Regions from separate parts of the Homo sapiens genome. Here regions 2 and 3 are each linked to region 1. Evidence: chromatin loops called from intact Hi-C (ENCODE). Cell type or tissue: PC-3. All regions are shown on one strand. Region 1 has its middle 43 kb from the start of MIR2114. Region 2 has its middle 140 kb from the start of MIR2114. Region 3 has its middle 60 kb from the start of MAMLD1.

Region 1 (2,500 bases):
ATTTCTGAGTGCCACTCCAAGAGGTTCTAAATCAGTAGGTCTTCAGTGGGGGCCAAGAATTTGCATTTCTAACAAGTTTCTGAGTGATGGAGATGCTGTTGGTCCAGGGAACACACTTTGAGAACTGCTGGTTTTCAGAATGAGTGTGAATAAGCAAATTAAAGAGAACTTGTGAAAGAAAAGGCACTGTACCACGAGGCCTGTGGAATGCCTACTAGTTGGCAAGGAATGCACGTGGATGCTGAAGGTAGCAGAGAGCTCAGGCAGTAGAAACGGGATCTGAGAAATGCACATGGGATGGGGGGTGATAGGGGCATAGGATACACAGAGAAGGAAGGGCAGGCTCAGGGACAATATAAAGACACTGGGTGTCTGTTTGTATGTGAATAAACTGGTATCTTATAGCCAACGAATCCACTGATATGTGGCCACCATTTCTAGATTAGCTGCTTGGTTACCTACTTCTTAATCCAGCTTTAGTCACAGATCAAGGAGTCTGCAGAGGAGAAGACAGGCTATGCTAGAAAAATATCAATGCTAGTAGGAAAGTGGCATACAAGGCTGCTGAATTAGGTGAGCTAGATCTAGTGTCCTAGATGTCTGTTAATGCAGGGAGGAGCAAATATAAGCAGACATTTCCATAATTTCTAATTGGTTCATTTATATGTTTACTTGTTCTTATTTCATTTATGTCTGTTTTGGTACGTAATTTCTTAGTTTTAAAAACTAGATGTTATTTTTCACCTCTTTGAGGATACTAAATGTATCTTTTATCAAATCATTTTTAGGCTGCAATAATACTTTCACTTTGTCAAGAGGGAATCCATCTCCTTAGTGTTGATTTTTTTTTTAGCTGTCACTCTTCATATTCATTTTTCTCATGTGTTTTGGGATTTTGGCTTAGCTCATGTAGTAGTATGTTTGTTTATTTTCTCTGCCCTCACCCTTTCCTGTTTAGTGTTCTTGTTATTGCCTCCACCTAGCACCCTAGAGCTCTCGGTTAAAAATCATGTATTTGCTTGGTGACTCAGGCTTCCATCCTGCTGCGATTCTGGGGATATCACCAGATTTACAGGTAACTTGAGCCAAGTCCTGGTTGCCAGGATGTGTCTGCTTCATCTTACATCCCTAAGTTTGCAGCTCTGTGTAAACCGCAGTTCTAATCAGGGGGTAACTGCAATGTTTATACATCCTTTTCATGAATGGGAAAGCCCCACACTAGGACTTGGTTTCAAGCAGTAAATCCAGTGCCTTCTCATTACCCCATAGGAGCAGAACACCTGGTCATCTCCATCTCCTTCTAGATCCAGAGCTTAGTTGCCCTGTGCCTTCATCCCTGCTTAGCAGATATATTTATGTTCCAATTTTGGTCCACTGAGATACTTATTTATTTATTTTTAGGGCTGTATGCATTTTTCTCTTTATAGTACATTCTTGCCATGTATTTGGTGGAGGTGTCTTAAAGTGTAAACTTTGAAAAAGCCATCTTAGCCAGCAGTCCAGATTGGCTTAGTTCTCAGTTCTTTACTAGTGTTGTTTGGACCATGAACTGATTTATAAAAATTTAGATTATATTAGTTTCTAGGACTGCCACAACAAAGTGTCACAAACCATGTGGCTTAAAATAACAGAAACTTATTCTCACAATTCTAGAGGCTAGAAATTTGAAATCAAGGTCTTGGCAGAGCCACATTTTCTCTGAAGGCTCTAGGGGAAGATGCTTCTTTGCTTCTTCTTTGCTCCTGGTGGTTGCTGGCAATCCTTGTCATTCCTAGACTTGTAGACATGCCATTCCAATCTCTGCCTCCATCTTCACATGGCCTTCTCCCTGTGTCCGTGTCCATTTTCTCTTCTTAGAAAGATACCAATCATTGGATTAGGGCTCACCCTAATTCAGTGTGACCTCATCTTAACTAATGACATTTGTAAAGACTCTATTCCCAAATAGATCATATTCATAGGTTTAGGGCAGGCACAAATTTTAGGGGGACACTATTCATGAGTACACTAGGCTATGACCCTAGAGGCACGCCCTGCTCCTGACTGAGGCAATGGGATATTCACCTCATCTCCTGATTCCCAGCTCTAGCTGGGGCCACTTAGCTCCCCATTAAATGCTATTTTCAAAAGTGCTACTGGATTATGGAATGTGACTTGCTTTTTGTCAGAATTTTGGAGTATCCTAATAGTGAATCAGTAGCATAATCTCTATGTACATGGGATGGCAAATGATGTCTGTTCTTGTACCCTAAATAATATTCCTGAGTCTTAGGCAAGTGCTCAGGTCCAGAAGGACATGTTTAGTTCTTTCAGTAGGTAACTTGAGAATTCAAAGTTGGCAGAGGAAGTCCAGTAACATCTCATTTATCTAGCATTGTCAGGCTCTTTGTCGTTATAATAAATGATCCCACATGGCTGAACCTCTTGCATTCGAACCTACTTTGTATAATATTGCTGCTTCCTCTGTCACTGTCAGTGGCCATTTGTGATGTCTGCCAGC
Region 2 (2,500 bases), 99 kb after region 1:
TCCAGCTCCCCAGGAAGTGATGGAAAACAGGGCAGTTGGGTGAGAGAATGAAATTTGAGAATGGGAAGGTGCCCAGATTTTGGCAGTGGCAACTGTGCTACCTGCACTACCAAAACGTTTTCAATTTGGGCAGCATCTTGGATGCCAGGTTTTATCAGGACCAGGGGGATGTGAGAGATAGATGCCTTCTAGGGAGCCAAATGCCAGAGAAAGGGTAAGGGAAGTCTCAAAGTGAAGTTTCTGTAGAGCTAATGGTTTCTACCATGGTCTGGTAGCAGGCTGCATTCCCAGCAGCCTAACAAAGGAAAAACATAAGCCCTTAAGATATGATTCATAGTTACCACTGGGGGAAAATGGGTAAAGTATACACTGGATCTCTTTGTATTGTTTCTTACAACTGCATGTGAATCTACAATGATCTCAAAATTAATAAAAGTTTGATTAAAAAAACTAAAAATGAATTTCCTGTATATTTAAATCTTGCCCATTGAAAATATGCCAGTTTTCATATTAACACCTTGATCCTTTGGATTGGGTGACTCTTTTTTTGTTGGGAAACTAGCTGAGGTGGGGGCTGGGGGGGATAGCATTAGAAGAAATACCTAATGTAGATGACAGGTTGATGGGTGCAGCAAACTACCATGGCACATGTATACCTATGTAACAAACCTGCACTTTCTGCACGTGTATTCCAGAACTTAAAGTACAATAAAAAAGATTACCTCTCCCCCCACCAAAAAAAGAATGATTCTATATGCTCCAAATCACATCTATAAGATGGGTTGTTCTGAGTCCAAGCCACCTAAAAACAGAACTGTTGCCTGGTTTTGCTCTATAGGCATTCTCTAGCCTCCTCACTTAATAACAATAACAACAACAATAAAATATGTTCCTAAAACAGTTGACAAAAGCTTTCACATTCATTTTCCCATGGGCACTTCGTAACATCCCAGTGAGGTCAGTAGAGCAGGGCTTTTAACCCCATTTTACCAAGGAGGAAACTGAGGCTCCAAGAAGCTAAGCCATTCACCTAAGGTCAAGTGCTAGAACTCAGATTTGACTGCAGTAATTCTATTCCAAGCCTGCTGCTCTTTCCATTCTGTTAAAGGTACCAGCAAAATGATTTTCTGAAAAACGGAATTGTGGTATTTTCCAAGCTGCTCTTGATCGAGATAAAGTATTTACATGTGGCCTTGTCCTAGAAACCACATCTCCAGCCACCTGGAACCCAGTACAACTGCTCTAAGTCCAAGCAAATGCCTCACTCTGCTCCAAGATCACTGCGGGACTCGAGGCGGCTCTCCCATCTCTCCCTCTGTGGAAGAAAAGACTTGCATGCAAATAAAGTGGGACATTTCTATTTGCATTTGGGGAGATGCAGCCAAATAAAATATGATGACCACATTAACTAAATATTGCAGGCATTTCCTTTCCAGTTTTCCTGCCTGTCACCCACTCAATCTGGTGTAGAATGGCCATGCAAGAATGTGATAAATATTTTTTCCTTTCTAAACTGGGATTTCACATGTATAGAGAAGGATTAGGGTGAGACAGTTAACTGTTGAGATTTTGGCTTTCCTTGGGCCAAATATCTGTGGACAGCTGAGGTTGTTCAGGATTGAGCTATAGTTGGGAGGGAATCTAGGTATGATGCAGATTTTTAAGGCACGCTTAGCCCAAAATCCAGGGCTGGGACACATATCATCTTTGTTGTGCTTCAGGTTACTCAGAGGCAGATGGGCCAAGAGGTGGAAAATCTTTGTAAATAAATGGATTTGAGCCTAGTTGCTGCTTGGCTGCTTTAAAGCATGATATTTTTCCCACCTGGAATTTGTCTCAAAGGACAATGAATGAGTGTCTCTGATCTGGGGTTATGAAATGGTTAGAGCTCAGCAGCAGGCACCAGGGCCGACACGAAACTCTCAGTCAGGCTGGCAGAACAATTCCTACCTTGACCAGAAAGCCTTTCCACTCCCTGATTATAGAGCTTGAAGTATAGGCCTGGATACAAGGAGGATTCAAGCAGGAAGGGAGGTCAGAGATGGGATAAGGCCAACTCCCTTAATCTGAAGCTAGAGGAACCAAGGCCCACAGAGGGGCAGGGACTTATGGAAAACCAAGAGCAAGGCAGGGCAAAGCTGGGGCCAGGGCTCAGGCTGCCAGACTCTGCAGGCCATGTTGCTTCTCCCTACTCCAGGCCATCTCCCACCACTTGGGCCACAGAGCTAGAGGTGGACAAGCTACTTTCCTTATCACTTGTGGCTTGACCTGAGGAAAGCCCCTTCCCATGACTTAGGAGGAAGATACAGATGGCACTGAAGACAATGTCCCCAGCAAAGAGGAGCCATGAGCAGATCTTGGACCTATTTACAATAGAAACAAGAGAAGGGCCATCTATTGCCAAGCCCTTGTCCATTGGACTGGCCCTTCCTTCCCAGATGCTCTGTTCAACCTTCATCAACTCAGCACTTCACTCCAGGGCCTGGCTTAACTAGGTCTT
Region 3 (2,500 bases), 120 kb before region 1:
CAGATGTCCACCAGGGCAGGAATATCACCTGGGGCTCAGAGGTTAGTCTTGTTTTAGGGAAACTCACCACAATTGCCTGGGGAATTGCTGGTGACCCTTTTGGGACCACAAAGTGACATGGAAAAGTCTTGGTCATAATCTTGGGAAGGAAGTGCATCCAGGGATGGACAAGCTTGACTAAGGAACAGAAGGCTCCACCACTATTTGGAGTGACTGGGCTCTTCAAGCCATCTGGGAATTGGGTCTTTTCACCTAGGAGACCAAGGTTTCTAGATGTGGTGGTGTCTCCTTGACTTACCTCTTAGCTTCTTAAGGGAATGTAGCACATCTGATTCCTAGCTGGGGGTTCACAGAGTGTGTTCTGTCACTCTACCCCACCCAGATTTTGAGGTCTGGGAGCCCATGCTGCCTGTAAGTTTGAGGTAATGGAGAATTGAGGAGAATAGTCTGCCCATGCCATTCCCATTTGACCTTGGAAGTGATGTGGCTTCAATCTGGCTCCTTCTTGAAGGAGTGTGGGGCAGACAGACCATGAGGAAGACGTCTGAAGCCTGTGCACAGTTTGAAGGCACTTCTGCCTGCTGACAGGGGTAGGTTACTTCAACAACCAATATCCTTAGACTCCGGGACAAGGAAGGCACAGGGATTTTGACTTGTATTCCAACATTCACAGACTGGAAGTGGCTGAATCCAGGCTCAGTGGGATGAGCACCATGATTGATTAGCAATGTCTGCCAGGCAAGCAGGAAGGAGGGGTGATGTCATGTGTGTAAATTTCTTGCCATCCCTGGTTAGGGGGATTCATAGGGATGTGCAGGGCATGGCAAAGATGGAGGAGGGGGATGGTACATGCTTTGCTTAAAAATCTCAGTGGCTTTCTCAGGTCAAGTCACCTTAAACTCCAGTGTTTGTTTTCAAGCTGCATTCATTCCGTGGTGGAGGCAATTGGGTGGCAGGTGTTTACTGGCAATCCTTTTGCTTCCAAAAATGCCAGATGGGTTTGTATTTTTATTGCTATGGTAGCAGTGACTCAGGGTCTCGATGGCACAGTGACACTAGGCAAAAGGTCTGGCATTTTCCTGCAGAGAAGAAAACTGAGTTACCACAATAAGATGTTCTTACTATATCCTGCTGTGACCTCCATCTTCCACAGCAACTGAGGCTAAGATTATTTCTTAGAATTGAAAGAGAATCAGTATCTCTTGAGCAAAAACCATTGTGTTTTCCTGATTGAAAGTCTCTTAATAACTATTGTTACTGGGCTCTAACGTGATGACTGTACTGTGACCAGTCTGGTTTGAATGTGTTGGATTAAGCAAAGGTCTGTGCCCTTGGTTTGAGCATGTCCTTGGTTTAGACCCCCAAAGCTCAAAATCTGGGTATAGTAAAGTGACAGAAAACACTCTCTGAGACCCCAGAGGTCTAGGATGTGTACCCTAGAAGGCCCCAGACACCTTTTATGTGACCACCTTGGCTTGAATGTGTTGCATTAACCAAGAGGGGATGCTGGCATTGGGCCAGGAAGGGATGCCCTGTTGGGGTAAAAGCAGTTGTTGAGATAAAAAAGTAAACTTTTTTCCTCTTTCTAGACAAACTCTTGGCCTCAAAGTCTTGAGGATTGCTGGTTAAACACAGTGGATTGAGCACCCATGTTTATCTGTGTTCCCTCTCCAAACCCCACTCAAATGACAGTAAAGAAATAAAGAAAAGCCTGTACCTGTAGGAGCAAAATAATGGGGGGAAATGAGGCAACTGCAAACAAGAGATGCAGCTGGAAAGTGAATGGATGAGTTTTGGGTGAATTTACAGAGTGAAGAGAACAGAAATTTAAATCCGTGTAAGCCAGAAAGAAGCAAAGCAAACTATAAGACAGGAACTGGGAAGACTCAAGAATGGGAGGCAGCAGGGTATCCTTAAAGGCAGGGCATGCGATAGGGCTGAGGGCAAGAGTGCTGGCTCAGAATGTGTATCAAGGGTAGTGGTTAGCCCCTTAGTCTCCTCCCTGTACCAGGGCACAACTACCCTGGCAGAAGACAGGAGGTTCCACTTGCTGGAGATATCCAGCTAAGCACACTGGTGAAGTAACTTACTGAAAACAGGGATTACTTGAAAGCTTCATAACTGATGGTGGGAAGACCCCCAAATTTCTCTCCTACTTGCATTCCAGAATGCCAACACAGCCAGATTTATATTGCCCCAGGCAAAAGATGGGAGGACACCTCCATCTTGCCAGCAAAAGAGCAGCAGAAACTGACACTTGGGAGCCCCCAATAAATTAACTGAGTCCCCATAAGATCACCCTACAGTGAAGTCCATCAAGTGATAAGGCCTTATCCTGAACATAGAGCTTCTAACAGAATGACAGAATGCTATTGCCCCATTCTCACTATGCAGGGATAGGCAAGGGTCTGCTATTTGTGGAAAGCCTCTTATACAAAAGGCAGAGACCAGAGCCAGCCATAAAACAAGCAAAAAACAAGTCAAAGGAAGCAAAGACAAT

What was found. A loop is a pair of places that touch in the nucleus more often than their neighbours do. Peaks named below come from ENCODE experiments on the same cell type or tissue, not always from the same donor. Only the 100,000 strongest peaks of a DNase experiment are listed, where the experiment ranks them.
Region 2: it touches region 1 in a loop (9-fold over the local background); 1 of 110 quality-filtered maps calls a loop at or near these places.
Region 3: a loop joins it to region 1, with 9 times the contacts of the local background. A loop is called at or near these places in 1 of 110 quality-filtered maps.

What each region holds. Positions count from the first base shown.
Region 1 is chrX:150,183,298-150,185,797 of GRCh38, reverse strand. No RefSeq gene overlaps it. Among named protein-coding and RNA genes, the nearest start is that of MIR2114, 43 kb to the left of the region's middle. In PC-3, no CTCF peak of the experiment used is centred here; a DNase peak (open chromatin) is centred at 1,067; H3K4me3 peaks cover 370 bases; H3K27ac peaks cover 1,339 bases.
Region 2 is chrX:150,083,893-150,086,392 of GRCh38, reverse strand. No RefSeq gene overlaps it. Among named protein-coding and RNA genes, the nearest start is that of MIR2114, 140 kb to the left of the region's middle. In PC-3, no CTCF peak of the experiment used is centred here; a DNase peak (open chromatin) is centred at 1,362; H3K4me3 peaks cover 388 bases; H3K27ac peaks cover 2,500 bases.
Region 3 is chrX:150,302,088-150,304,587 of GRCh38, reverse strand. No RefSeq gene overlaps it. Among named protein-coding and RNA genes, the nearest start is that of MAMLD1, 60 kb to the left of the region's middle. In PC-3, no CTCF peak of the experiment used is centred here; no DNase peak of the experiment used is centred here; H3K4me3 peaks cover 940 bases; H3K27ac peaks cover 1,476 bases.